Linked DNA regions of Homo sapiens: region 2 is linked to region 1. Evidence: chromatin loops called from intact Hi-C (ENCODE). Cell type or tissue: PC-9. All regions are shown on one strand. Each heading gives the region's core, and the rest is flanking DNA. Links, peaks and the distances in the headings are about the cores only. Region 1 overlaps LIPC (lipase C, hepatic type). Region 2 has its middle 120 kb from the start of AQP9.

What was found. Hi-C counts contacts between places; a loop is a spot of excess contacts. Peaks named below come from ENCODE experiments on the same cell type or tissue, not always from the same donor. Only the 100,000 strongest peaks of a DNase experiment are listed, where the experiment ranks them.
Region 2: a loop joins it to region 1, with 5 times the contacts of the local background. A loop is called at or near these places in 5 of 110 quality-filtered maps.

Annotation. Positions count from the first base shown.
Region 1 is chr15:58,462,601-58,477,177 of GRCh38, reverse strand. All of the region lies in intron 1 of LIPC (lipase C, hepatic type), which reads right to left. The region is part of intron 2 of LIPC-AS1 (LIPC antisense RNA 1); the gene reads left to right. Among named protein-coding and RNA genes, the nearest start is that of LIPC-AS1, 29 kb to the left of the region's middle. RefSeq lists a silencer at 12,945-13,034. In PC-9, for the core only: no CTCF peak of the experiment used is centred there; DNase peaks (open chromatin) are centred at 3,187, 4,237 and 7,027; H3K4me3 peaks cover 3,796 bases; H3K27ac peaks cover 6,756 bases.
Region 2 is chr15:58,252,439-58,268,491 of GRCh38, reverse strand. No RefSeq gene overlaps it. Among named protein-coding and RNA genes, the nearest start is that of AQP9, 120 kb to the right of the region's middle. In PC-9, for the core only: no CTCF peak of the experiment used is centred there; DNase peaks (open chromatin) are centred at 7,291, 7,711 and 8,111; H3K4me3 peaks cover 884 bases; H3K27ac peaks cover 3,660 bases.

The sequences.
Region 1 (14,577 bases), core at 2,543-10,542:
GGAAGAAAGTCTACATACAGACAACCTGCTAGCTTCATCCTCTGATGCCTGTGGACTATAGTCGAAGGGAAAATATCTTTAAAAGAAAAATGTGGCCGCCTATAGGAGTTTGTAGGGGAAAGATCCCACCCGGCTTAGCAAACATGGATGAAGTGGGAAGGCAGCTTAACACCATGGTGGTGCAAGACCAGTTCTGAGACCAGGTTGTTTGATTTGAGTTAGAATGACCCTGATTGTTGTCAGAGAGCAGGACGTGCCCTGGGTACAGGGCAATCCGACAGAAACGCACAGGCAAAACTAGCTTTCCTCTGAGCTCCCTACTAAGGGCAGCAACTGAGGAACATTTTACAGCTTCTCAAGTACAGAGGCACATTCTGACCACAGCCTTGTGAGGAATGAGCTCTCTGGCTTGTTTCATAGGTGGGGAAAAAGACTCGGGCCAAATGGCTTGCCCAAGATGTCCCAGAGCTAGCACCTGGCAGAGTCAGGGCTTCTGGGGGTCCAGCTGCACACCTCACGTTTTTTCTGTGGCACCATGCCACTGTCATTTGGAACGCAGCCGGCAGGGTGAGGTCCACACTGCTGGTGGGCTGACCCCATGCCTGAGTTTTGTATGATTGTCTTAGCTCCATGTGAGTAACTAAAATGGTGTTGGCTTCAGTTTCCCCAGCTGCATGCAGGAGGGGACTGACTCCAACTCACACCTTCCCAGAAGGAAGCATAACTATGTGGCACACAGGAGAAATCAGGAGGAACCAGACTGCATGGCTTCCTGTGACTTCTGTCCCTTAGAGGATGGTGTGTTAAATGTGATATTAGACTAAATGGGACAGAAAAAGAAGCCTGCTAGTCCCATGTGTTTCCCCTGGATATTTCATCAGGCTGTGCCTGAAAAACCTGGCCTGCTTTCTTCTCAACTGGACTTTGGCACCCTGCTGTACCAGAGACTCTGAGAACCTGGGTGCCAGAGCAGATGGACTGGGGATGGAAGACCAAATCCACTACTTCCGAGCTGAAGACTTTGAGCAGATCGCTTAGCCTAGCCAAGACTCAGTATCTTTTTCTGTAAAATGGGGACAAACAGGACTGCTCTCTTCCTAAGGTTGTCATGAAGAGTGAGACAATGTATGGACTGTGCTTGGCACGCTGCCTGGTGTAAGAACCATCCCGTAAATGATCTGTCACTTTTCTTGCTAACGTGTGTTCAGTGCTTATACTGTGTCAGGCACTGTGCTACCTGCTTTCCATTAATTAACTCAGTCCTTTCTAATGACAGAATCTAGAGCTTCACGTAGTTCCTGGCACATAGGAAATGCTCAGAGTGGTGCTTATTGTTAATGGAATGTCCTGCATAGTTAAGTCTGCCCAAGTCTGGACCCTGCCCTGAGCTGCTGCTTCCATGGGGACTAATTGCCATGACTTGGCTCATGTAATCTCTCAGTGGCTCCCTTTGTTGCAAATCCATTCATTGCACAAGGCCTGGCTCAGGAAGCCACTTATTCACGGTTTAGTGGTTTGCTGGTAGAGACAGATGTGTGAGCCAATGGTTGCAATGCAGTGCTCCAGGAGTGCCTGAGCACAGGGGTAAGTGGTGGGGTGGCTGTGGGGAACCAGAGGGGACAGTCACCTTTGTTTCTGGGGGGTGGTTCAGGGAAGATCTGATGGAGAGAAGGTAATAGTTGAGTTGGGTGTTGAAAGAACGGGAGTGTGTTGGGCAGAGGCAGGGAAAAGGTATATTCAGGACACTGCAGGACACTGGAGATGGTCAAGAGGCAGATGGTGAAGGGCCTGGGTGGCCGGGCTGTCTGCCTTTTCTATGGAGGCCACAGAATCTTTTGACAGATCTTGAGCAGGGAAGAAACATGATTACCTTTGCCTCTTAGAAGGATCACCTGGATTATGGTGTGGAAGATGGAGGGGAGAGGGCAGCCAGCTTCAAGCCTGTTGTTGTGGGAGCACAGGCCAGACACTGAAGAGGGCAGTGGCAATGGAGGGGAGCCAGGGGACACATTTGAGAGACAGACAGGAGAAAAAGCCAGCTGGACTTCCTGACCACATGAGGTGGGGGAAGGAGAGAGAAGCCCACAGTAACTTCCCCTGTGGGAAATTCTGACTTGGGGAAGGCCTCTCAGGGTGAGGGCTGAGAAGGGGCCACCACAGGTGGCATTTGAGAACTCATTGGTTTCCTTAGAAAATAGGTGGAGGGATGGTAGCTGGAGATGTGTCCTCTCCTTTGGTCACTGGACAGAGGCCCAGAATCCACGAGGACCTAGCAGCAGTTGCTCTCTGGGATGGGGCAGGTCAGGAGGCTCATTGGCTAGTTGTACTTGCCTCCATGCAGGAGTAGCTTTGAGAAGCCAGGGGCAGCTGGGAGGGCCATGAGTGGAGGAGAATTGCATGCTGAGAGGAGAGCTGAGGTCTCTGAGGATGCTCACCCTGGGCAGAGAGGCCAGGGAACGACCTCGAAGGTTGTCACCCTCAGGGATCCTGCGTACCTCCACGCAGGGATGCTCACTGTGTTCCCCAAGGTCAAACTGATTTGGGCTCAACGTAGGGGAGACCTTGTTTCCTCCTCTACAAAATGCTGATAAATTACCTACATCAAAGATGGTGGAGGGTGGAATGTGAAATTCGTGAAAAGCCTCTTTTTTTTTTTTTTTTTTTCCTGAGACAGGGTCTAGCTCTGTTGCCTAGGTTTGAGTGCAGTGGTGCAATCATGGCTCACTGCAGCCTTGACCTTCTGATCCTCTTGCCTCAGCCTCCCAAGTAAGTAAGTGGGACCACAGGTGGGACCATCAAGCCCAGCTAAATTTTGTATTTTTTTGTGGAGATGGGGTCTCTTTATATTGCCCGGCTGGTCTCAAACTTCTGGGCTCAAGTGAATCACCCTGCTTGGGCCCCCAAAGTGTTGGGATTACAGGCATGAGCCACAGTGGCCCACGTAAAGCCTTTTTACTGCCCCCAGCAGAGAGGATGCACTTCCCAGGGGTGAGATGCCCCTGAAGAAACCGTCCCCTCTTCCCCCACCAAAGGGCCTAGTCCCCTGGAGATTTCAGCAAAGGAGGGTTGGTTGCTTGATGATTGATGTAGAAGGGCTTTGGACCAAGTAACTTAGATGTTACTTTCTCACAGTACGTCTTTGCTGAGTGGGCACATGTACCTGATGTGGCTGCAATGTGTTTTGGCTGAAAATGAGTCATTAATAAAAAAGGTGGGGAGTTTCCTTACCTGGTTTGCTTCAACACAAGATAAGGAATGCAAAACAGCTATAGTCTGGCAGGAAAACTGGACTGAGTGGACTAGCTTGGGGATCGTCAAGACTCTTGATCTTATTGGAGGCAGCTTGGTACATTGCAATGAGGGGGAGATTTGGGATCAGGGAACCTGGGATGGAGCCATGTCTTTCTCCCTTCCCAGCTGTGTAACCTTGGACAAGTCACTTAACCTCCAAGACTCACTTTCCTCCTTCATCAAGTGCTGTGTGAAGAATGCAGGAGAGTGATTTAAGCAAAGCCCCCTAACTGCCTGGCGTCTAGTAAGTACACAGGTAATTTTAGCCAAATCTATAGCTGAACCAGCCGATGCCAGAAAGATATTAACTGGAGCAGTTTTTTCTCCTCCTACCTCCCTGCTGCGTCTTCCTATGCTGTCCCCAGACATTTCCCCTGGAGTTGTGTCTGTGGGTTGTCATTTTGTCTGCTTGCCTTTCATCCTCCAAACGTCTTGTTAATCGCACAGGAAGTGGGTGGGTAATGGGCTTCTCTGTTGTTCCACTGGCCTCCCATTGAGTCTTACAGTTTTGCTTTCCTCACCACGAGGGCTTCTCACACCCTCTAATGACTGTTTTCCTTTCGGAAATGGCATATTTTTAGACAAAAAGCATTTCCTGGGGCTCATCACTGATTCCCTGGCAGATCTCTGACTTCTCAGCAATTTTCCCTGCTTCTCTCTGGTCACATAAAACCCACCCTGGCAGCATAAACATAGGAAATGCAGGAAACACAGGCCCCCAGCAGCCTTCACTACTCTGAGCCAATACCCAGTGCTGATCCTTGGTTGAGGCATGAGGTCCCAGCTGCTGGGACTGCAGAGGCTGTTGCTTCTGGCTGCCGTCCTCCCCCTCCCCAGCTGTCCAGGCGTCCAGCTCCCCTCTGCCAGTGCTAGAGGGTAGGGTGGTAGTGTTTTCAAAGTTAACAAAACCATGCCCCTTTCTGAGTGAAACCCAAGTTCAGATGATTCCCTTCCCCTCTTAGTAACAGCCGTAGTCAGACACACCTGGGTTTGAGTCATGGCTTAGCCCTTGGCTAGCTTGAATGCTCTAAGCCTCAGTTTCTTGGTAAAATGGGGGCAATACTAGCAAACCTCATAAGGCCGTTGTGAAGACAACATGGAATACAGTGGGTGAGTACAATGCTTAGCCCCATGCCTGGCACTTACTTGCCTTTATTTTTTCTGATCTAAATTATTACAATGATTTAATTATAATTTTAAATTTATACAATTTGTTTTATAATTCTTTAAATATAATTATATCTATTTTCCCTCTCCCACAGGCTGTGAGCCCCTTGAGGGAAGGGGCAAGATTTTTTTTTTTTTTTTTTGAGACAAGAGTCTCACTCTCTTGCCCAGGCTGGAGTGCAGTGACAGGATCTTGGCTCACTGCAACCTCCATCTCCCAGGATCAAGTGATTCGCATGCCTCAGCTTCCTGAGTAGTTGGGATTACAGGCGCATGCTACCACACTTGGCTAACTTTTGTATGTTTTGGTAGAGACAGGGTTTCACCATGTTGGTCAGGCTGGTCTTGAACACCTGGCCTCATGTGATTCACCTCCCTCGGCCTCCCAAAGTGCCGGGGTTACAGATGTAATCCTGCTAAGATTTCTTTTTTTTTTTTTTTTTTTTTTTGAGACCAAATGTCACTCTGTTGCCCAGGGTGGAGTGCAATGGTGCAATCTTTGCTCATTGCAACCTCTGCCTCCCAGGTTCAAGTGATTGTCCTGCTTCAGCCTCCCGAGTAGCTGGGATTACAGGCACGTGCCACCATGCCTGGCTAATTTTTTGTATTTTTCGTAGAGATGGGGTTTCACGATGTTGATCAGGCTGGTCTTGAACTCCTGACCTCAGGTGATCCACCCACCTTGGCCTCCCAAAGTGCTGGGATTACAGGCATGAGCCACCACACTTGGCCTGATCTAAGTACCCAGTAAATGTGTAAGGGGCTGAGAAGGGTGAGCTAATGCCTTTATGGCCCCAAAGAGCTATGTCCCCTGCCCTCAGGGAGCTTCACTGGGGAGCCCAAGGGTCATTGAGAGGGGTGGGAAAGGGCACGTGGCTGGACTGGTAGGGCAGTAAGGGCAGTTGTGATTGGGTGAGGAGGGTGGAGGAACTCCAGGTGCCTGCCCTTTCTAAGCCTCTCTACATAATAAATATTGAATAGTCATGCATTTCTATTTGGCTCAATTCATTCATTTGGTTGATTCAGAGTTTTGGAGCACTGACTCCAGAAGTTTCTTTTAGGCAAATCTCCATTCACTATTCAGCTCACCCCTAGATTACTGCAGTGTATGGCACTCAGACTGCCTCTTGCTGCTGCCATGACCATGACAGATAAGGCTAATGGATTACAGCATTCTGTCACCCTTAGCCTGATGTAATCTTAGAGTTCTTCTGCATAAAGCAGCCATTCCTGATGGAATAGAATCCTCACTTGTGTTTAAAGCTACTTATCAGCTGGGTGTGATGGCTCACACCTGTAACCCCAGCACTTTGGGAGGCCAAGGCTGGTGGATCATTTGAGGTCAAGAGTTCGAGACCAGCTTGGCCAACATGGTGAGACCACCCCCCCCCATCTCTACTAAAAATACAAAAAAAATTAGCTAGGCATGGTGGCGAGTGCCTGTAATCCCAGCTACTCGGGAGGCTGAGGTAGGAGAATCGCTTGAATCTGGGAGGTAGAGGTTGCAGTGAACCGAGATGACACCACTGTATTCCAGCCTGGGTGACAGAGTGAGACCGCATCTCAAAAAAAAAAAAAAAAAAAAGAGAAAAGAAAAAAAAAATCCTACTTACCATCTCTGGCCTAGACCTTAGGTCATTGGGTATGTCCTGAGGCCTCCATAAATTTCAAACCTTATAATTTCTCCTGCAAAAATACTACCATGCTTCAATTCTCTCCACCTTTCTTTATGGAAGCTTTTCTTACCCATTTCTAGAAAGATTAGAGAGGTGTTAGGTATTAGGAAGATGAAAAGGAGGCAGACAAAAGGACGAGTCTTCCTCTATCTACTCATACTTTCAAGGTGTTTGGCAAAATCTGAAGTTTTGACTTGGGCGGATCACGAGGTCAGGAGATCAAGACCATCCTGGCTGCTAATAGAGTGAAATCCCATGTCTACTAAAAATATAAAAATTAGCTGTGTGTGGTGGCTGGCACCTGTAGTCCCAGCTACTGGGGAGGCTGAGGCAGCAGAATGGTGTGCACCCGGGAGGCGGAGGTTGCGGTGAGCCGAGATCTCGCCACAGAACTCCAGCCTGGGTGACAGAGCGAGATTTCGTCTCTACCAAAAAAAAAAAAAAAAGGAGTTAAATGCAATTCTTTCTGTATTTTTGTCTTTTCCAATTCTGTATTAAGCATGTACTACTTTTCAAAGTAGGAAAAATGTGTTTTATAAAATGAGTAATTTTATGAAAAAGTAATTTTAAGTTACATTTAACAATTGAGTAATTTTATTAAAATTTTTATTTAAAATTTTATAAAAATGCTTTTTACTTCAAAAACTTCATAAAAATTTCTTAGACTTATTACTATATACCCTTTCATACCTTTGTGACTATAATACCTAATAAAAAATAAAAGCTGGTCTTTGGTTTTGTACATAGGAAACACCCTCTTCTCTGAACAAATCTCTCATTTACAGTCTTTTAAAATTCAAAGAATGCATTCCAGCTGGGTGCGGTGACTCATGCCTGTAATCTCAGCACTTTGGGAGGCTGAACCCGAAGCACTGTTTGAGGCCATGAATTTGAGACCAGCTTGGGCAATGTGGTGAAACCTTATCTCTAAAAAATTACAAAAATTATCCGGGTGTGGTGGTATGTACCCGTAGTCCCAGCTACTCAGGAGTCTGAGGTGGGAAGATCCCTTGAGCCTGGGAGGTCAAGACTGCAGTGAGGCATGATTGCACCACTGCACTCCAGTTTGGGTGATAAAGGGAGACCTTGTCTCAAAAAAAAAAAAAAAAATTCCATGAAGATGAGGAAGGTGATGGAATGTCATCCAGCATTGAGAAAAATGTGACGTGCCCATCAGCTCCTCTATTCTCTTGGGGGAAGTGCTGCCGCGGGGAGGTCCTAGCCATTGTTCCATTCCTTTCTTGCATCTTCTCAACGAGCTTTGTTAGTAACTGGAATCCACTGGGCCACGTTTTTAGTAGAGGGTAGGGTCACTTCACTCAAGGAGTTTTGCAACGGCCACAGTGTTTCTCTGCTCTGGGCTGTAAAGCCTGGTGGCCAGTCCTCCCGAGGGCAGGCCTGAAGGTCCCAGTTCTCTTACCTGTCTATCTGCCTGGTGACTGGGTGAATGGGCAGCCCCAAGCTTCTCAGCTTCCCTGCCTGAGCCAGGTTGGAAAATGAGGGTGGCCTGTTTTTGGGAAGCTGGTGATCTTTAATTGAAAGGGGGTGGAGCAGAAAGCATCACTATGGCTTTGAGCCCAAGCCAAATCCCCTCTCCCACACTGAGGAAGAGGAGAAAAGCTGATTTTCTTCCTTTGTGCTCTTCCTTTGGTAATCAGTACTCTAAATGGTTGAGACCCAAGTGGGCCAAGAGCTGAGCTGAGAGTTCTGAGTACTCCAACATGCTCAAAAAACTATATTCCTTAGGGTGGGTATGGTGGTTCATGCCTGTGATCCCAGTGCTTTGGGAGGCTGAGGCAGGAGGATTACTTGGGCCAGGAGTTCAATGTTAGAGTAAACTACGATCATGCCACTGCACTCCAGCCTGGGCAACAGAGTGAGATCCAGTCTCTTAAGGCGTACACACACACACACACACACACACACACACACACACACACAAAATGTTCCCTGAAGCCGTTTAAGTTATTAGAAAAAAATAGAACTATGGTGAACTAATGTTTAATGCTTACCATACCTCATCATGACGTTTTCAGATCAAGTGGGATAGCTCTGGGCAGTGGAGCTTAGGTACATTAAGCAAATACTTCATAAACGTTAGTAGCTGTGCAAACAAGTGGGCATGAGGTGGAGGCTTGACCAGCCAGAGTGTCCAAGGTTCATAGGGAGGAAAGGAGCCAATTTACTGGACCTGGGTTGTTAAACACATAAACCCTTAATGAATTAAAAATATTACCAGCCTAGCAGAGTTCCATGGAGTCTGGGTGGCAGCTCTGTAGTTCTGTGGTTGTCAGTCCAGGCTGTCTTTAGATCTGAACTGGTCTGGGGTGGGCCTTTCTGTTATAAGTTCCCTAGATGATTCTAATGAGCTTCCAAGGGTAAGAACCTCTGCCACAGTTAAATGGTGTCACTATGTATTAATCACAAATCCCCTGATAACGTCACAGGGTTGGACAGCTTAACTCATGTTAGGAATCACATTGAGATTTGTGGACCATCCATCTCGAGTGGGCGGCAGGGCTAGATCCAAAGGCAAATTAGTATTCCATGGAGCTTTGGTTCTCAAACGGGTGTGCATCAGAATCTTCTGGAGATCTTGCTAAAACCCAGATTGTGGGCCCTCATTCTCAGAGTTTCTGATTCATTAGGTCTGGGGTGAGACCCTAACATGTCTAACAAGTTCCCAGGTGATGCTGATGCTGCTGGTTTGGGGACAACACTTTGGGAATCACTGTCATGGACATAGGTGTTCACTCTGAGAGGCGCTGCTGGGGAAGCAGAGAGAGCAAGGGTCTGGGAGGTGGCCGTGACCTGGGTTCAGGTCCATGATTCATGCAGGTGCAGTATAGACAAGGGTAAGCCAAGTGATCTCTTTTGAACCCAGTATTCTTATCTATAATCTGGGGTAATATTAGCTGCTTTGCCTTTCCCCAAGCATTGAGTGGGATAATGAGTAATCACTGGGCTTTTATCATGTACCGAGCATTTTACATGCATCATTCCCATTAATCTTCTCAACATTTATAGGAAGTGGGTCCTATTATTTTACAGACCCAGAAACTGAAGTTTAGGAAGCCTCAGTTCTTTGTTAAGAGCGGTCCTTGTGTTAGAAGCAGTTCCAGCTGACCCCGGAGTCCAAGCTCTCAACCGCTGTGCAGTCCCTGACCCTCAGTGGGAAAACCCTGTGAACACCAAGAGTTGCCAAACAACTTTTAGCTGTGGTTTTTCTAAGCGGCGGACAGGATTTGATGTAAGGGATACCTGGTAGGCAAACCACTGCGCAACAGTGAGCAAATACCAATTCAGATATGAGCAGAGTGGGAAGTTTCCAAAATAAAACATAGAACATCAAGGACTCATTTACTGCATTTGAGAATGGGCCACTCTGATAAGATAGAGGCATTAATTAGGAGGAAAAAGTAGCCGAGCAAATGTCGGCAGGAAGGCCAGGAGGGTCTTTAACAGCCTGACGTAAGCCCAGGAAAGCTGCTTCCCAGAAGGCCTAGTACCGGATCATAAACTCTGCAGCTGACTCATTAAACCCGGTAAAAGTGGCTGCAAAGCTCTCTGGGAAAGGACGGGTTTGAAGAAAGGATAACATTGCTTCTATGAGGGGACCAGAATAAGCAACGGAGCGGAAACCAATACGTGCAAATCAGGCACTGTGAGCTCAAGAGCGGTTCTGAGGAGCTCACAGACACAAGGAGCCCGCAAGCAAAGGTTCTGCTCCACAAGCAGGAAGCCCCTGAGAGACATGCACGTTTTGGCCGCTGTGAACAAGAGCCTACGGTCAGGGATGAGTGGGTCAGGTGATCACGGAAGTCCATTTCAGCTTTTAGTTCTAACCACCCTCTGTGAGTTGGATTCATGCTTCATTGGTCTACTGGATTTATTTCCCAGGGTCAGTAAACATTTGGATGGGAATGCAATGAATGAAAAACAAAAGAAACTATCAGAATCTGATGAAACGTCATGCCAAAGTTTATTAGGAATAAAAAGTTATAACTATTATATATAAGTAGGAATGCTGTATAATCTATAAAAAAATGAGGTTGTCATGAGGATTCAGACAAGACAATGGGTGTCTGAAAAGTGTCTTGAAAACTGGAATTATTCAATTAGAATAAAGTTATATATAACAGTTGGGATAATTTTCTGGATGAAGATATGTGAAAATCAACTTTACGAAGTGATTACAGTAAGTACTGTGTGAGCATTTCATATGACCTGCAAAGAGAAGAAGGAAACCATGTGCTTTGCAGGAGGTAAAATGCTCAGCTGACTGAGATGCTGGAAGGTCTTATGGGGTCATATGAATGGGCAGGAAAATAGAAGATGACCTTTGATGCAGACAAAGCCATTATGTGTTTAGGGAAAAGTAGCCCAAACAACATAGAAAGTGGTTGCCTCTGACCCAGAGTGTATAAACCAGAGAAGAATTTTGGTCTTCGCAGCTTGTTTCTTACCTGTGATGCTAGTTTGGTCAAGATGGCTAACCAAGTGTTTAAAATTACCATACATCCTTAGAATAAAGAAGCCATAGAGATCATGTGATCTATTGATGGATTTAATTTTATAAGATGAGAAAACTCAGGCCCAGAGAGCTAAGTGGCTTGTTCAAGGTTCTATAACTACTTAGAAAATGTTTTGTATACCAGATGGAAAACATCAGTCTACCTTTCACGAAACTAAGACACCTGACAAAGGCTGCCTTAAAGAGTGTGGGGGAATTTCCAGAACCTTTTTACTTCTAATCACTCTCTATGAGTCACCCGCTAGGAGTTCTAATCACACCACCATTAGGTGGAAAGTTGACCAAATGGTCCCTCAGCACGTCCCATCGCATTGCTGTAAAAGTCAAATCATTGAGATGGATAGATATCTCACGACTAGTAACATTTTCTACATAATCTTACATAAATGATTCCTAATAAATTACACAGACAGGACTTCACAGTGAAATCACAAGTGAGTTTAGTACAGGCATAATGATGACAGCCCAAACATCTGTTGGTTTTGGAAGTAAGTTTTCCTATTTTAGAACTAGCACTGAATCATCAGGAGATGGGGCTTGATAGAACTTCAGAGGAATTTTAGATCTCTACCAAAAGATCTAATTCCTCTGCCCTGTATTAATTAGAAACGGTAGACATCGAGGGCTATGATTGTCTCCCTAGTTTCCCACGTACCTATTCCTTCCTTGACAACACACCAGAGAGAGTAGAGAAGACAGAAGATTAGAGAGCTTTGATGCTTTTAGTGTGGGACCGGTGATGACTGCCCTCTTGGACTCTATCTTCCCAGGACGGGTCCAAGCTTCCTGGTCCCCTTGCCTTGTCTGAGCCTTCCTGCCCCAGCTGACTTCCTAGGCCTGTGAATGCCTAACCCAAGTACTTACCTGCTTCCTCCAACTTCCTGGATTCACTTGGGACTCCATCCGTTATGTTACGGTTCTGACCCGTAATCTACACCTCACCTCTGCCCTTGGTTGAGCATTTGGTCTTTGTCTCTTCCTCCCAGCCCAGCCCTACATGTCAGTCATGTCCTACAATCTATAATTGATCACTGTAATGTCCCATTTAAATTTTTTTCTGTTGTTCATGTGGAATTTAATGGAACTCTTTTCTAAAAATGTGAATTTGAAAAACCTTCAGTCTACACTAAGACTATTGAAGAGCACAGTCTGTGTTAAAAGCCAGATGTAAAAACTGTTGGCTTTCATAAGAGGTACCAATTATAAGTAAATATCCATCAATCAATAAACACATCCTGCTCCAAGGTGCAAAGATTAGGGGAGCAGTCAAGTGGGGGAAATGAGTTGTTCTGATTGGAAGAAGGGGGGTGACATGGACAGATGTAGGGTGCACTTGACACAGAATCTTCTTTTTCCCCTGGTTCCTGAGGGGATAAGACATAGGAACCCAAAACATCAGAAAAGTAAGGTAGCAGTGATAGGGCTTTTCTTTCCTCCAGTGCAAACCAGCCATAGTATTATTCTTTTATTCGGACTTTAGATGAGAAGCCCTATATGTTTTGTTGTGTGGTGGGCTCCCCCCTCGCTCCCCATTTTTGAGACAGAGTCTCACTCTGTTGCCCAGGCTGGAGTACAGTGGCACAGTCTTGGCTCACTGCAACCTCCACCTCCCAGGTTCAAGCGATTTTTCTGCCTCAGTCTCCTGAGTAGCTGGGACTACAGGTGCACACCACCACACCCAGCTAACTTTTGTATTTTTAGTACAGACCGAGTTTCACCATGTTGCCCAAGCTAGTTTTGAACCCCTGACCTCAGATGATCTGCCCGCCTTGGCTTCCCAAAGTGCTGGGATTACAGGTGTGAGCCACCATGCCTGGCCACCCTGTGTGTTTTGATGTGTGGTCAAGCCACTGAAATTTCTAGAAAAACAAGGAGCCCGGGAAGGACTCATCCCAAGAAGTTGAAGGTGAGTTAGAAAATTGGCTACTACCCAAGTTAGACAGAATTCAAGGACTGGCATAAGCTGTGATGAATAGCAACTAAAGAATGGAGCTCTGATGCTTAATGTTTATATGTCTTTAAACCTTGCTTTAAATAAAATGCTTTATTTGTACTAGTTAAGTATTTGCTATGATGTGTTGCTTTAATGAAAAGCTCTGTTGAACTCTGTTGTGTGGGAAAGCAGGTTGGGCTTTGATTGGATTAACCATGCAGATAGGGAGTTAGGCTCTTTGGAGCCGAGTTGGTTCACACAGGCGGCACTACCCACCTACAGGTGTCCATCGCACCTGCGTTATGAGTACTGCTCCTAGGAAACCAGGCTCTGAGAGTACCAGCCTAGGAAACTTGAGCCAATAAAGTCACCACAAAGACCACAGCACTTAAAGATAGAAAGGGGCAAGTATAGAGGGGGTTGGGAGGGTGACAGGTGCATGCTCCTTTTATCATGATTTTAAAAAATAATACAGTGCTTTTGACAATTTTTTTTTCAAAAAAAATGAAAGCTTTGGATTTTTCAGGTGGGGTTATTTGCCTTTCATCTGTGTTTTCTCTACTGTTCTATTTACTGATCCATTACTTTCATCTTTGAAACCTGTCATTGTGGACTCTTGTATCAATGTAACTATCTGTTAAAAGGCTTTTTGCTTTTCGGGTCAGAAGTGTTTAATATCAGACATTTTAAATGATTTTATTTGTATTGACCTCAAACTTGAAAGTTATGCAAGAGGTACTGTAAAATTAAGTATTCAAAGAGATGAATGCCTTTATTGGACTTTTTTGATGAGCAGAGAGGTTGAGGGGTCCTAAGGGAGTGATGGAAAAGTGGAAAACTGACCAGGACCCAATGCCTAGGTCGCCGAGAAACAGGGCAAGAAAGAGGTCAAGGAGATGGGAGTGGAGCGGGTGAATACCTGCGCAATCTCAGGACACAGAAAAGACCTGATGGATTCTTTCCTTTCTTTCCTGGTTAGAGGAGGGGCATGGGTGACCCAGTCTGGCTGCAGGAGCTCAGGTAGGATAGACGAGTTTGGGGCAAAATGGTGGGTGCTGTAGCTTAAAGGGGAGCAGTGGGCGGGAAGTTGAGTCAGCCTGGGCTGGTGCATTGTGGATATAGCACAGCTTGAGAGGGTGGAGAGGAGTGGGAGAGTAAAAGAGCAGAGCAGTTTCTGAAAGCTTGGTGTGGTCTGGGTCACAGACTCCTGCAGATGTTCTGAGGGATCAAGCCCTTTTCCCGAGGCCCCAGAGCTCACTGAAGCTAGAACCTAGACTGCAGGCCCTACCAACATTCTTTGCTCTACGCAAGTGGCCATCAGGACCCTGGAGTGAATGACACATAAGTTCCCCTCCCACCTCCATGTCCATGGAAGATGAGAACAGAGCAGTCAGGCCGGAAGGCAAACACCATCCCAACGTGCAGGTGTGCGGTAGAAGCACAATATCACCTTTCACTGGGGAGCTGGCCCTTGGCTGCCACTCTAACAGCCACACACCCCCAGTGCTGCTCCAGGGGCAGTCCACGCTGGGAGAGAAGAGATTGGAATCGACTTCTTGGAGTCTTTTACAAGGACTTCAAAAGGAGGGATGAGTCTGCAGTGTTCTGGGGGCCACTTAGCAATAAAGGAATAATCCACAGCCTGTGCAGTGCTAATGAGCACCAAGAATAACTCCGCCAATAACTCTGCAGGCAGGGCCCAGCGGACCAGCAGAGCTCAGCTGGTCTTGGAAAGGGTTCTTCAGGCCTGCCCCCTCTGCCGAGAGGCCAGAGCTCAGCCAGTGGGTTCCTTATAGGATTGCCTGGGAGGAGAGGATTGCCTGGAGTGGCCTCTGAGTCAGGGCTGTGCTCCTCCCACACAGGAGGAGGAAGTCAAGGGCTGTGTGCAGGTGAGCAAACCGAGCTGACAGGAGCCTGACTTCTAAGGTGCTGGCTTTGGTTCCTCTCATGCTGAGGATTAATTTATCTAAGTGGAA
Region 2 (16,053 bases), core at 3,655-11,654, 210 kb after region 1:
CAGCATAACTTGTGTGTGCACCCACTATACTTCAGTACTTTAACTGCAGCAAAAGGCATGTGAGGGAATTATGGCTGGGTAGGTAAGCAGATTCCAGATCTTTGAATATTTCGTATACCATACTTGGATTTTTGAGTTCTCTTAAGGCCATGGGGAACCATTCAGGAGTTTCCATGTGAAGGGTGAGATGATGAGAAATGCATTTGTAAAGATCAATTTGTTGGTTTTATGTAGATCCTATAACCATTTAAATGGCTCTTATGAAATATTGGTGGAATGAGAATGAATACAAGAATGAATCAGGAGGTGCACCTTGGCTCTCCACAGTACACTTTGGTTCTATTGTCTGAGACAGAGTGCTAGCTGGGAGGTGTTTTGGACTGAACTGTGGCCTCTCCAAATTCATATGTTGAACTCCTAGCTCAGGACCTCAGCATGTGACAGTATTTGGAGATACCAAAGAGGTAATTAAGTTAACATGAGACCATTAGAGTGGGCCCTAATCCAATCTGATGGGTGTCCTAATAAGAAGAAAAGATTAGGACACAGAGAGAGACACCAGGGGTGAGCATGCATAGAGGGAGGAGCCTGTGAAGAGGCAGCAATAGGGCGGCCATCCACGAGCCAAAAAGAGCGGCCTCAGAGGAAACCAACCCTGCTGGCATCTTGATCTTGGACTTCCAGCCTCTAGAACTATGAAAGAAGAAATTTCTGTTTGTTGCCACCCAGTCTGCAATATTTTGTTATGGCAACCTTAGCAAACTAATAGAGATGGCTTTATAGGTTGGCCCAGTGTGGCCATCCCTACCTACTTTGGAGTAAAAGCTGTAGGAGTGATGGTAAAGAGCTTTTCCCACTGGAGGACTCAAGAGAGTTGGTAAAATGCAGTAGGAGGAGTTTCCATTAGGCATAAAAATACTTCCTCAGGTATAGAAGATGAAGTACTTCTATACCTGAGGGAGGGGGTGGCAAGGGAAACTGAAGTAAGGAAGCAAAGGCACACGTGGCAGTTGGGAAGCCCATGGGCACTGATGAAGGTAGGCAGTTCTTTTCTTTGCTACCCAGTGTTGAATTCTCCCCCTACTTGGGAGGAAAGAGAGTCTGTCATTGTGTGTTGCAAGGCAGAGCTGCCACCTCCTTTAAAGAAGCTCTTGGCAGAGGATGTCAGAAAGAATGGGCTGAGGCCCTAGGCTCAGCCAACTGGAGGTCCACACCCAGAACCCTCCACCTCACTGGAATAATCCACAGAAGATATGCCATCAGCTGAAAAATTCCTTACTGATGACTGCAACAAGGTGAGGCTCTTGCTAGCAGCAATGATACCAGAGGTGGTATCTCCAACAGAGGCCCCTTGCCGGTGGCCAGGCTTCCTCTCTCTCATCCTGCCCCCTACAAGACTGCATGTCCTGGCTTTCCCAGTCAGTTCTGTTGCTTGCAACCAGCAACCCTACAGATCCAGTGGTGAAGGGTGTTTTTTTTACCCCAGAATTTTGCAGAGTACTACTTGTTAAAGAAAGTCAGTTCTAATTAGAGCAACCCTCACTCAAGATTAGATAGGGGGTGAGAAGAGGTCGGAGAAGCTATTCAGTATAAGATTATATTTATATAGGAGGAGAGCGGGGGTGAGAACAAAGACAGGCAGATGCAAAGATGACATGAAACAAATTAAAATGTCTTATGCGATCAGTTAGAATACCTCAGTAAAATTGACACAAGATTTTTGTGACTTTTTTCTTTTAAATTTATTTTAACAATTCTTTTGAAGAGAGCTACTGATTAAATATTAATTCTGTTCTTAGTTGAGTGTTCTGATTATGTAGAAATAGTTTCCTATGGACTAGAAAAGTTGAGCATACTTTTCATGGTTCTTTGCATCTCATAAGCTTTCCTAAGTGGAAGAAGCCTGATTTTATTATCAATTAGAATCTTGAGTTCCAAATAATCGTTGTGGTTAAAGCACTGGACTGGAGTCAGGAGTTTTTAGCTGTGAAAACTCAGTTTCACTCCATTCTAGTATGGAATCTGGAAAAAATGATCTCAAAAGCTTCCCACAGCCCCAAAATTTTGATTCTACCTTAAACTATTAGGAACTTATTAGGGCATTTTAAACTTGCAGAAAAGTTTAGAAAATTGAGTAATAGACATAAATGTATCTATTATTTAGCTTTAATGTAACAGTTTGCAGTATTTGCTTCTGATTTTTCTTTTAGTTTTTAAAAAATTTCCATTCAATCAAAATTGGCTTTTTTTGGTGTACAGTCCTATGAATTAAAACATTTTTTATTGTGGTAAAATGTACATGAAAGTTTCCCAAGTTAACCATTTTTAAGTGTCCAATTCATGCTAAGTGCATACACATTGTCGTACAACCACTACCACTATACATTTCTAGAATCTTTTCATCTTCTCAAACTGAAACTCCATATCCATTATGTAATGAGTCCCTTCCCTCAGTCCCTGGCAACCATCCATTCTACTTTTCTTTGTGAAATTTAGTCCTGTGAATTTTTTTTTTTTTTTTTGAGACGGAGTCTTGCACTGTTACCCAGGCTGGAGTGCAGTGGCGCTATCTCAGCTCACTGTAAGCTCCACCTCCCGGGTTCACGCCATTCTCCTGCCTCAGCCTCCCAAGTAGCTGGGACTACAGGCGCCCACCACCACGCCCGGCTAATTTTTTGTATTTTTAGCAGAGACGGGGTTTCATCATGTTAGCCAGGATGGTCTCGATCTCCTGACCTCGTGATCCGCCTGCCTCGGCCTCCCAAAGTGCTGGGATTACAGGCGTGAGCCTTTGAGCATGGCCAGTCCTGTGAATTTTAATGCACGTGTAGATTTGCGTTACCATCACCACAGCTGGGATACAGAAGAACCCCACCACCCTGGTGGACTATCCCTTTGTAGTCCCATCTTCCTCCTGACAACCACTAATCTATTCTTCATCACTATAATTTTGTCTTTTCATAAATGTCATAAATGGAGTAATAAATTATGTGACCTTTTACTACCAGTTTCTTACACACAGCACGATGCCTTCAGATCCACCCAAGTTGTGCAGTGCGGGTACCCACGGTTTGTTCCCATTTATTCTTCCCTGTGCACCTCTCTTCAACCCCACTCCTCTTCCTCCCTTGCCAAAGGGAACCCCTGCCCCGAAGTCAGTGTGTTAGAATCTCATGAATATTTTAATAGTTTTAGCTGCAAAACAATATATGGTTTTTGGTTCCTAGTGTTTAAAATGTAAATAAATGGCATCATAACATACAAACCATGCTGTAAAATGTTTCTATAACTCAGCATTATGTTTTTGAGGGATATCCACTTTGGTGCCATGTTAATGCTGGGTTACAAATCTTCATCACTCTATAACATTCTGTTATATGAGTACATCATGTATTCATCCGTTTGCCTGTGGAGGAACATGTTTTTTCCCTGTCTGTCTCTCTGTCCCATTACCTCACTCTGAATAGCAGTATTTGGCTCCCTCCTAAACCCCACTCCCTTCCCCAGGGCCTCCAGTCCCTAAGCAGGCCTTGCTGATGTTCAGAAGTACCCACAATGGGGGCAAATCCCAAATCTCATCTTCAAGCTGGCTGCTTGCTTGGCTGAGTACCTGGGCAGAGCCTTTGTCTGGATCCGTTGACCCCTAAGCCCAAGGTGTTAATTAACATCAATCCTGGATGTATGTTGCAATCTCCAAAGGAGTCCTTTAAACAGGAAAGAGGGAGAGGGGGAGAGAGTAGGAGGGGAAGAGAGAGGAGTAAAGGGAGAAGAGGGAGAGAGATTAGGAGGGGAAGAGAGAGGAGTAAAGGGAGAAGAGGGAGAAGGAGGGAAGGGACTGGGAAACGGGGAGGGAAAGGAGAGAGAGAGGGAGAAAGAATTAAAGAAATTAAGTCAGAATTTCTGGGCAGTGGTATTTTTCTAAAAACTTATCAAGTTAAAGATGCAGCCAGGGTAACAAACCCTTGATTAAAACAAAACAATGTTCCAGGCAGCATTTTCTAGCTTTCCAGAAGGTTTGGGAGCCCCAAACCCTGACTTTCCACTCCCTCCATCCCTACCCCTTTTAGCCCTTACAGCCTTGTGGGAGCCACCATCTGAGCTTTCAGAACCAGGCACCAAAGCCCTGGCCTCAGTCCAGCTCCTGGTGGGCTTTCTTGTCATTTGTAGTACACAGGGATGTTTATCTGGTTTCTGAGTCTCACTACAGTGTATAAGTCTTCTCCATTTGTTCTTTATCTGATATGTCTATATGTTGGAGCAAAGATGTTATCTGAGGGCATGAACTTACAGAAATGTTTCCTGTCTCACTTTTGAATGCATACTTTATTCGCTGAAGGACTGCTATTGTACCTTCAAAGGAACTTACGATGCCACCTTATAAAATACCTTCTTTTTGTATTTTGCCTTTTTTAAATGAAAAGGTATTGCTTTTTCTCATTTTAGAAATAATTCATGCTTGCAGTAAAAAGTTCAAACGCTATGGAAATGTATGACTTAGAAAATGAAAGAAAGTGTTCCGTAATCATGCCCCCGCAGATGATTACCACAAATAATTTTGAGCCTATTTTTCCATATGTTTACCATACACATACTAACTTTACAAAAATAAAAATGAAATTACATTGGAGAACTGTAGGGCCAATTGATTTCTGCAGTTAGTGTATCATGGAAAGTTTTCAGTACTTACATAACTTATTTCATTATTTTTAATGGACACATGGTGTTCCTTTGTCTGGTTGTACTGAGGTGCATTTACTGAGGGCCATTTGGGATGTTTTGGTTTTGGCATCATAGATGATGCTGAAATAAACTTTTCTTATGTACATCTCTGTGTATTTATGTAAGGTCAAAAACTGCTTTATCTCTTGGAACAGAAGTGAATGCATTTGCAGGGGAAAGGATAGAGCGGAGGGAGGCTGGTGCCCTTCTCAGCAGTCAGAAGGCAGTAGATGCTTGGGGCTACTTTAGATACTTGGCCCTAGGAGAATATATCTCCTGAGTCTCAAAACTCTCAATGCCGTGCATACCATGACAGATTCCCTTCACTCCACCCTGTCCTGAACCTTTTGGATTGCAGTACACCAGTCTCCAGAAGGTTAACTTGGAAAGGTTAGGGAAGTGTAGGTTTTTGTTTGTTTGTTTGTTTTATCCCTAGATTGCTTATAAAGTGTAGTATTTTTCAAATTGCAGAGCTGTGACCCATTCATGGATTATGAAATAAAATTAGAGGGTTACAAACAAGCAATTAAAAAATAGGGGACAGAGCGAGACTCTGTCTCAAACAAAACAAAACAAAACAAAAAAGAATAGTACAGAAAATAAGAGTGCATGACATGAAGTAAGTGTAAGTACTGTTTACTCAAAATTTTATTTCAGGTGTGTGTGTATACGTGTATCTGTGTGTGTGTCTTAAGTCAGTTTCCCTAGAAGCAGAGCTCAACAAAACAGATCTGGGTGTGTGTGATCTGGAAAAGTGAGGGGGACCAGCTGGGGCAGGAGAAGGAGCTGAACGAGAGTGTGTGCTCCCAGCGTGATTTCTGGGGCTCTGATGCTTGAGTTGTTCCACAGACCTGGTGCTGCCTTAGGGAAGGGGCCAGACTGTGAACTCCCAGGTCCACCATCAGCTGTGGGCTGTGGGCTGATCTGAAGAGGAGGGGTGCGTAACCTGGAAAGTCAGCTCCTATTCTGCAAGGACAGTTCTCCAGAGGATGAGGCCTCTGTGATCTTCACCCACTGGGGATGGGTGCCCCAGCCTGAATGAGGTTGCCAGTGGTGTCCATTACTGGACGTGACAGACAATGTATTCCTTCTTAGTGTGGGTCATGGCAAAAAAATATTGGAGAAACAGTGGATCTGAAGAACTTAGTCTATCAACCTGTGGTAAAGAAAATGAGGCCTTATCACCATCTTTTCCTGATTTCATTAGACAAAGTCAAGTTCCATATATAATTGGAATTTTGTCCCCATCAGAGAAAAAGAGTCACCATAATTCCTGAATGAATCCCGAGTGGGAAAGAAATGCAGAAGAGGTTCTTAATAAGTTAAGCTTAAGCCTTAAGGCCCAGGAGATATCTCAGGAGGCTTAGCGCCTCTCCTGGCTTGGAGCAAACCACCCTGGAGGTGAGGTAGGTGGGATCTTAGGGGACCTTGAACCCCACAAGAAGCATGACACGTGTTCAGGGAGCATGAATTTTACTCAGCTAAATATTTTAAAACTTGGTGGTTTTTTTTACGACCATGAATATAAGATGCAACAGAATGTGAAATTCACATGAACTTTTTAAGATGAAGAATAAAATTACAAAGAGATTTCAGATTATAGGTTGCCATTTTGGACTATTCTCCTAGGCTTTCAGAGGTTCTTATTCATTTGCTTCTGCAGTTAGGCAGTCAAGGAGAAAATTAAGAAAAGCAGTAGTTAGAGTCATTATTTTTCTCCTTTTAGGAGAGTCCAGTTAACTTGGTAAGCTGGGCTCTGAATCCTCCAGGCTCTGAACAGATGACATTCATCCAATAGACAGTCTTGATAACCAATCCTAAAATATCAGAACCATCTGGTCAGTCAAGAGATGGTTATTAAGCACCAGTGAGGTGCTAGCACTGGGGTTAAAATGATGAAGAAGACAGACCATCCTGCTCTGATGGGCCGTTCTGGTCAGGGGAGACAGGCAAAACCAAATAAATAATGTGGTAGTCGTTAGAACTGCGCACCAAACCTTTGGGCTTTCTGGGTTGAGTTAACTCATGCCATCTTTGCTGGCATGAGTTAGGAGGACACATCACTGAGGCCCTCCGGGATGGACCCTTGACCAGTTCTGGCCAATGAGTGGTGAGTGGAAGTGTGGTGCCCTTCTGGGCTGAGCAGTTTGTGCAATGCTCTCTAAAGCTTTCTTTTCCCTCTGGCACCACGACCAGGGCAGTGCTCCATACAGTCGCTGCCCATCAGCCTGGTCCCTGAGCCGAGCCTCCTAGCCAGCCCACAAAGCACGTGTGGTGTGAAAAAGCTAGAAACTTTTACTGTTTAAGCTCCTGAGATTTGAGGGTTGTTTATGATTGCACTTTAATGTACACCACCTTGCCTGATATAAACCAACAAATAAAAATAAGTTCTGATAACTGCTATGAATAAAATGAACAGGTTGCTAATAGCACATGACAGAGGGTGGCCTACAGGGTCAGGAAATGCTTCTGTGAAGACATGAAATGTAAGTTGGGACCTAATCCATCCAGGTCATGGGCATTTCCATCATTGTTGTGCTCTATTACTGAGAGGAGTGAAGTAGCCCTTGAGTCATAGAACCAGGACAGGCAGGAAATAGGAGACATAAACTTGCTCAAGGGTACGCAGCTAATTGCTGGCAAAGCTGGTGCTCTAACAGCAGCATCTGGGCTTGGGTCCAGGCCCTTGTCTCTTGGGCTGCCCCAAAGGCAAGTGAGGTGTCTAGGGTGCAACACTGAAAGAGACACGCTGTCTGTGCCTACCCTGCTTTTGCATGACCTGAGAGTTGGTGCCTCACTATATGTTGCACCCTGGAGACTCATTCTTAAACAGGCACTCATCCTCAGGGTCACACAAGGGTGAGGAGGATACTGAAAGGGTGCCTCCTTAAATATTGTACCCTAAGCATCCTGCTGGCATCACCCCAGTCCCAGCTCTGTCCACACCATTGTTGTTAGTGACAATAACAAACAGGCACACAACATTCAGGTGACTGTGGCTGTGTCCTTGGCATTCTGGGTGTGTCTGCTGATCTGATCTGAAAATAGCACTACCCTTATTGAGATCCTGTGACAGACACAGCACAGCACTTCAAGACAGCAAAGTGCAGTTTTTGATCTGCCAAAAATTGGCTTTCCAAAGCCATTGGTGGGCAACCAAGTAAGGAGACGAGGGAGTGAGTTTCAGGAGTTTTAGGAAGATGGGGACTGGCCTGTGCCCATCTTTCCCCTTGGCAGGGTAAAAGCCATTCATCTACTCTGAAAAGGGTGCTTTCAGTTGCAGGGAAGGAATTTAATGAAATGCATTCCCAAAAGGTGTCGATGACTAACAGCACCCTCTTTCCTGGAAGCCGGTTTGGTAAACAATAGGAGAGGCCAGCAGATGGTCTTTATGGAGCAGCTCCTGTATGCGGACACTGGGCTGGTGCTTCATAAACGTTGAATCTCATTTATGTCCTCTGGCACGATGAGGTTGGTGGTTAGTTTTATTATCACCACTGTATTAGTCCATTTTCATGCTGCTGATAAAGACATACCTGAGACTAGGAAGAAAAAGAGGTTTAACTGGACTTACAGTTCCACGTAGCTGGGGAGGCCTCAGAATCATGGTGGGAGGCGAAAGGTGCCTCTCTCACGGTGGTGGCAAGAGAAAAATGAAGAGGAAGCAAAAGCGGAAATCCCTGATAAACGCATCAGATCTCGTGAGACTTACTCACTATTACGAGAATAGCATGGGAAAGACCGGCCCCCGTAATTCAATTACCTCCCCCTAGGTCCCTCTCACAACATGTGGGAATTCTGGGAGATACAATTCAAGTTAAGATTTGAATGGGGACACAGCCAAAACATACTACCCACTTTACAGAGGAAGAACCTATCTCTCTGGGTCTAAATAACTCACCATTTAAACAATTGTGTCTAACTCTTACCCACTTGAGGACAGTGGGCACAGAAAGGGTGAAAACACCTGACTGGTGGCCAGAAGTGCTAACCTGGAGGAGAGGAAAGAGAGCAGAAGAGAAACAAAGCCGCTTACATTACAAGGTTGTCAACCCAGGGTGACTTTACCCTGACTGGGGTAAAATTTACCAACTCTACCACCTCCTGGACCATTGTTGGTAGGAATTTTCTGCCAAGCTTGGTGAATAAGTGGGTGTGTTTTCAACAAAAAACCAATGTTTGTATAAATTTTCCGAGGCATGGGAAGTCTCCATTTTGTCACAATCTTATTTCATTCCTTTTTACCAAGGTAGAATTTATAAATCATGGAACTCACCCGTTGTAAATGGATGATTTGTAAATTTATAAATTTACAAATTTATAAATTTATACAGCTGTATATTTGTAAATTTATACAGCTGTACAGCTGTCACCACTGCTTTGCTCCAAAAATTCCCCATGATGCCTCACACTCCCTTTCCTACCTGCCCCTCCCCTACCCCTCCCCACCCCCACTTCAGCCAATTTCTGCTTTCTGTATCTATAATTTTGCAGTTGGTAGACATTTCTTATAATGGAATCACATATGTAGCCTTTTATGTTTGGTTCCCTCACACAGCGTAATGTTTCTGAGTTTCGACTATGTTGTTGCTGAGTTCCATTCTGTGGATACACCACGTGCTATGGTTTGAATGTTTGTTGTCTCCTTTGAAATTCATGTTGAAACTTGATCCCCCACGCAACAGTATTAAGAAATTGAGCCTTCAGGAGGTGATTAAGCCATAAGGGCAGAGCCGTCATGGTTGGGATTAGTACCTTATGAAAGGGCTGGAGGGAACTAGGTAGGGATCTTTTGTTTTTTTGTTCCTTCCGCCATGTGAAGACACAGCATTACTGCCATCCAGAAGTCACAATGACAAGGTGCCAGCTTAGAAGTAGAGATTGAGCCCTCATCAGACACCAAATACCATCATCTTGGTCTTGGACTTCCAGACTCCAGAACTGTGAGAAATAAATTTCTGTTGTTTATACATTACTCAGTGTCAGGTGTTTTGTTATAGAAGCACAAATGGACTAAAACACCACACTTTTAAATCCCTTCACTAGTTGATGGACATTTGGATTACTTCCAGAGTTGAACTATTATGCCTAATGCTGCTGTGAACATTCATGTACAAATCATGTACAAATACAAACATGTTTTTATTTCTCTTGGGTACATACCTAGGAATGGAATTGTGGGTTGTGTGGTGGGTGTATATTTAACTTTGTAAGAAAGTGTCAAACTTTTTCCAAAGACACTGCAACTGTTTCACATTCCCACAGTGCGTATGAACGTTCCAGTTTTTCCACATCCTTGTAAACACTTGGTACCATCGGACTTCTTGGTTATAGACATTTAGTGGATGGTATCTCACTGTGGTTTTAATTTGCACTTCCCTAGAGTCTACTGGTGTTGAACATCTTTTCACATTTTTATTAGCCATTCATACATCTTTGGTAAAATATTTATTCAAATCTTGACTCATTATTAAATTTTAAGATTCTTTTTTGTTTGTTTGTTTCTGAGACGGAGTCTTGCTCTTTCTTCCAGGCTGGAGTGCAGTGACATGATTTTGACTCACTGCAACCTCTGCCTCTCAGGTTCAAGCGATTCTTGTGCCTCAGATTCCCAAGTAGCTAGGATTACAGGTGTGTACTATCATGCCCGGCTAATTTTGTATTTTTGATGTTTCAGCCAGATGCTTCTTGTCAGCGCAGGTCCACTGTGTCTGCTCCTTGACTCAGTGGAAGCAGTTGCCCAGCACTAGCCTTCATACACTTGGAAGCAGCTGAGCCCATATCATCCCCGTTTCTAAATAGCTTTGGCTCCTTTTGCGCCTGGAGGCTGTCTCTGCCCCTTTCAGTGCTTGCACTGCTTCCTGACACTAATGTCCTGTACATGGCAGGTGCCACTTGGTGTTTCAACATTATATCTTTGAAAGCAGGGGACGGCTGGGAACATATCATTGGATGGATTTCCCAGAGGATGCTGGAGGGAAAACTATTGCTGATTTCCATTCCAATTTGTCAAGCAATACAGCTGGAATCGTTAGGCCTTTTGTGTCCCAGGAGTCTCTTGGGGATCAGGCCAGGGCAGAGAGGATCTGTGAGAAAAGGATAGGCAGGAAAACCCAAAAAAATCATACTTGTCACTCACTTATACACACACAGAGTTGAAGCTTTATCCTCTCATTGTACTTTTGGCTCAACTGTAATATCTGTTCTTTTTTGCCAGGTCCTGAAAAGGTTGCATCAGCCCTTTAGCCATTACCTGCCTCTTGATGAAGCGTCAGAGCAGGTGTGCATACACCTGCCAGCACAGAAAAACCTTAACGTAAAGTTGAATACAAAAAGAAAGAGTCAAAGTAAGCTCTATATCCTAATATGAATAACTGGAATAAAAACACAATGTGTTTTACATAACAGCACTGTGTATTTTACAGGTGAATGTACTTGTACTCAGGTCATAGATCAACCACAGAACAGGTGACTTGTGGAAGGTAGGAAATTGGACTGGGGGCTCTGTGTTAGTTTTCTGTGGCTGCTGTAACCAAATTACTACCAACTGGATTGCTTCAAATGACACATTGATTTTTTCACTGTTTTGAAGGCCAGAAGTTTGAAATCTGTTTCACTGGGCAGCAGTCAAGTGTTGGCAGGGCCAGCTCCCTCTGGAGGTCCTAGGATAGAATCCATTCCTTGATTCTTCCAGCTTCTGGAGGCTGCCAGCATTCCTTGTCTTGTGGGCCACATCACTCCAGCCTTCAAGGACAGCATCTTAAAATCTCTTTCTGCTCTGTCTTCACATTGCCTTCTCTATGTGTGTCAGATATCTCTCTGCCTCCAAAATCTCGCTGAACATGTTAAGAATCACCCGGATATAAAATTCTAGGTTGGCAACCATCTTCCCTTAGAATTTTGAAGGCATGACTCTGTGTTCTAGCTATAAGTGTTTCTGTTGAGAAACCCAATGACATTCTGATTTTGAATCTTTTGTATAAACATTCTGCCCCCCACCCTCGGAAGTGTATAAAATCTCTCTATCCTTTTTGCCCTAAGCTTTCAGATGATATGCCTTTCAGATGATATGCCTTTTTTCACCCATTTTGCTGATACTTGATGGGTACACTCGATTCATGCCCTTCCCTTCTAGGAAATTCTCTAGAAATTCCTATTTAATGATGCTCTCTCTCCCTCTTTTTTTATGTTTCTCTCTCTTGGACTTGTAGACTAATTGTTTAGATTTCATATTTTTCTCCTATTTTTTTATCACTTTGTCTTTTTACTTTATTATTTCTTCAGCTTTATTTTCCAATCCTTCTATTGGGTTTATAATTTCTGGTATCATATTTTTAACTTAAATTTTTTTGTTGTTGTTCTTTGACATTCCTTTGATAGAGCATCCTGCTCCTGTTTCACAAATGCAGTACGTTATCTCCCTGAGGCTACTCTGACAACTTTAGTTGTTCAAGTTTTCTTCTCTCTGCATAGTCTCTTTCCTCTAAGTTGTTTTTCAATAATTTTTGGGGGGCCTGTCTCAGAGGGAGAGTTTCCTCAAATGTGTGATGGTTCTTGTCCCACTTTCAGAGTGGGACATTGAAAAGCTCGTCAGATTTAAGTCTCCAGATTAGATGTTTCTGATCCTCTTCCTGGAGAAAATAAACTTCCACTCTGGGTCTGGGAGATGAGGAGAGGAAGAGAGCTGGAATCTGACATTCACAGTGTCAATGTCCATTGAATCCTATGTTTCAGTTCTATCCCCCGTCTTCAGCAATGCCTGGTGTTCTTCCTGTAGAGATTGTAGGTTACACCCTTTATCGGCAAAAACCACTGGTCTTTTGCTGGAGAGCAGCAATCGTCTGGCTGGTCAATGAGGGATATAGAATCTGGGGCTGTAACTGCTCTTTGAAAAGACTTAAACAATGCCGTTTATAGCCTCCTGTTTGCCCCAACCTCTAGATCTATCTGGTGCCACTAATTTCTGAAACTTTTGGGGGTTTTGCAGAACAGATTGGGCTGCTACTTGTCTTCACACTGATGGCTTAGGATTTAGCTTGTCTCAGGACAGCTAGGTGAGGTACCACCTGACCATTTGCCTTCTCACGTCAACACACCTGCTGCTCTTTTCTCCTCTCCTCTGTCCTTTGTCCTTGTGAGTTCATGCCTCCTTCTGCCCACCCTTGAGCATCTTTTCAGTGGAGTTTAAGTAGGAGAGGCCGCTGTATTCATTCAGAGTGCATGTGTATTTGTTTTCTGTTGCCGTCATAACAAATTTCCACAAATTTGGTGCCTTAATACAAATTTATTATTTTACAGTTCTGAAGTAGAAGTCCAACATGGGTCACACTGGGCTAAAACCAAGATGTTGGCAGGGCTGTGCTCCTTTCTGCATGAGACTATTTCCTTCCCTTTCCCAAATTCTTGAAGCTGCCTGCATGCCTTGGCTTGTGGCCCCTTTCTGGATCTTCAGAGCCAGAGACAAGTCCTTCTCACGTGGCATCACTCTGACCTCTTCTGCCTCTTTTAAGGATGACTGTGATTACATGGGGCCTGCCTAAATATTCCAGCGTAAGCTTCCTATCTGGAAGTCAGCTGATTAGCAATCCTCTTTGCAACCTTAATACCCTTTTGCTATGTTAGGAAACATGTTCACAGGGTCCAGGGATTAGGACATGGACATCTTTGGCAGATCACTATTCTGCCTAAGACAGCATCATGAACTAGAACTGAGAAATTTGAAATTCAGTTATCAAAATTACCAGGATGAGTTTATTTTCCTCCATCTTCTATCGAGACTTAAAAGGATTCTAGGTTCCAAAGAAACTTGAATCCTTGATACAATCCACACTTTGTAAATTGTGTATTTAGGCTTCTACAGATAAATGGAAAATGAATAGTACTTGCTTTGAAGTCATTTCATTCCTAAGTAGTGGGACATATTTTGTTTGAAGAACTCAAAGTAATTGTAGTGGGTTGAATAGTGTCATTCTCCAGAAAGTAAGTTCAACTCCTGACCCCTGATACCTGTGAATGTGACCTTTTTTGGAAATAGGGTTTTTGTAGTTATGATTAAGTTAAGGATCTCAAATGAGATCATCCTGGATTTAGGGTGGGTCTTAAATCCAATGACTGGTGTCCTTGTAAAAGAAAGGAGAAGATTTAAGACACATAGAACAGAGAGAAAGGCCATGTGAAGACTGAGGCAGAGACAATTCATGCAGCCCCAAGCCAAGGAATGTCACAGATTACCGGCGGCCACCCAAAGCTAAGACACAGGAGATGTTCTCCCTCAGAGCCTCCAGAAGGAACTGCCCCTGCTAACACCCTCATTTCGAACATCTAGCTTTCAACAATTGTGGGGAATAAATTTCTGCTTTTTTTTTTTTTTTGGCTGCCCAGTGGTAATTTGCTGCAGTAGCCCTAGGAAACAAATGCGGCAATCTTTTAGCCAACTTCTCCTCCATGTGATAAATACGCAGGTCCTATTGACTTCATTTTGCTCAGAGAGGCTGTTTGTTCACTGTTACAGCTGCCCATGTGACATTTAGAATATCTAGAGGCCATGTCCGTAGAAGCGAAATAAAATGGAAATTTGAGATCATCCGTTGGTTTCTACAGGAAAGAAAATCTAACATTTATTGATCTGGCTCTGTGTTAAATGTTTATGGTCATTATTTTATGTAATTCTCATAATGTCTTTATGAGGAAGGTACTATGATAATCTCTCTTTCATAGCCTTGGAAATTGCAACAGAGAGAGGTTAAACAACAGAGCAAAGATTCTAACAAAGCTCTTTCAAAACCCTGTGTTTATGCCTGAAGATCCCAACTGCAAGTCGAAACTGATCAAATCTAAATAATTTTTCAAATTTCCCCTTTCCATTGTCTATGTAGTAAAAGCCAGAAAGTTCAAGGGTTTCTGTGGACAATTATTTAAAAAATGATGAGTTGAATAAATCCAGACTATTTCTTCATATTCATATTATACCCAAAGGCTTTCTCCTGGGAGAAGCTGCTGAAGAATCAAGTCATTAAAAACTATGTCAGAAGCTGCTGCATGGATCTCACTGATACTCATTTGATTACAAAAATATTGTCTTTCCCCGCAGCTATGCTTTTGTCAGGGGTATGGGAAGATAACTAAACTGGCAGGCCAAAGGCTCAGAGAATTCATTACCAAGATAAATAGAAAAAAAGGAACTTCAAGAGCCTCTTAGGAGATTTACAGGGATTGCCAGGGCAATTATTCTTCTTGGTGTCTCCAGCACATCCTGCTTCTGTTCAGAAAAATGAGGACAATTTGATAAGCCCACTGTTTAGGGGGCTATCTGGTGGGTCGTTTTCATGGATAACATCTTGAGCTTCTTTCGTTCTACTTTTTTTTAACAGGCTGGTTTTAAACAAAGTTAAAGCCGAAGTCAATGGGTAGCTATATCCCAGATTCCAGGGTCACTGCTGTGTTACCAGTCTGGGTAGAAAATAAGCTCTTGTCTCTTTATCTCTCGCCATTGAGATAGTATCATTTTTTTTCACTCCTAGAACCCCACATTCTGGTGATAACTCTCAGGGCTTACTCAGCCCAAGCCAGTAATCTTTGTTATAATCTGTTTGTGAAGAGAAAACAACACATTTGGATCCTTCCATCTTGTCCTTTTTTATCACCTGCTGTTCTTGTCAAAACCCAGGCCGACGGGTTGCTCTTGAGGTGGCCTTGACTTACTTGGTCACTGGAGGGCAGGGAGCTCAGAGCTGATGGCGAGGCCACTTCCCCCTCTATGTTGATGTCACCATCCCAGCTAGGGTGCAAGTATGTGTGGAGGAGACAATGCTGATGGAGCAGGGTGGATAAAGCACAGGAGTACTGGTGTGCCCTTGCCCAGGCCAGTCTCCAGAGGCCTGTGGCTCCTTCCCTCCAGTCTCTGTAGCGTCACCCCAACTCCTCCATCCCCTGGAAATTCTTTCTCTTCCCTCATCAAGGACTGCCCCTGGGCTGGGCTTCTGGGCTGACACCAGTACTCCTCCCAGGGTATTGGCTGGTTAGACCAATCCACAAGGGATAGGACCTGTGCTGTCGGCAGGACATTGGGAGAAGATAAAATTGGATGGGCAGGGTGCAGTCAGATGGTGACAGACCTGGGATGCTTGGCCAAGGCGTCTGGGAAGGTTTAGAGCTGGATGTGAATCACCTGCCCTGCAATCCCAGCTCTATTTCCAGCCACTGCAGCCTGTGTCTCAAAGGTCTGGTTTTCTTGGCGAGCATCCCTGGGTAACCAGGCAAATGTGCCCACCCCTTCCAACTCGTCATGTAGTGCCTTTCTTGGGGGTCTCTTCCCCCCTAGTCACTTGCTCTCTT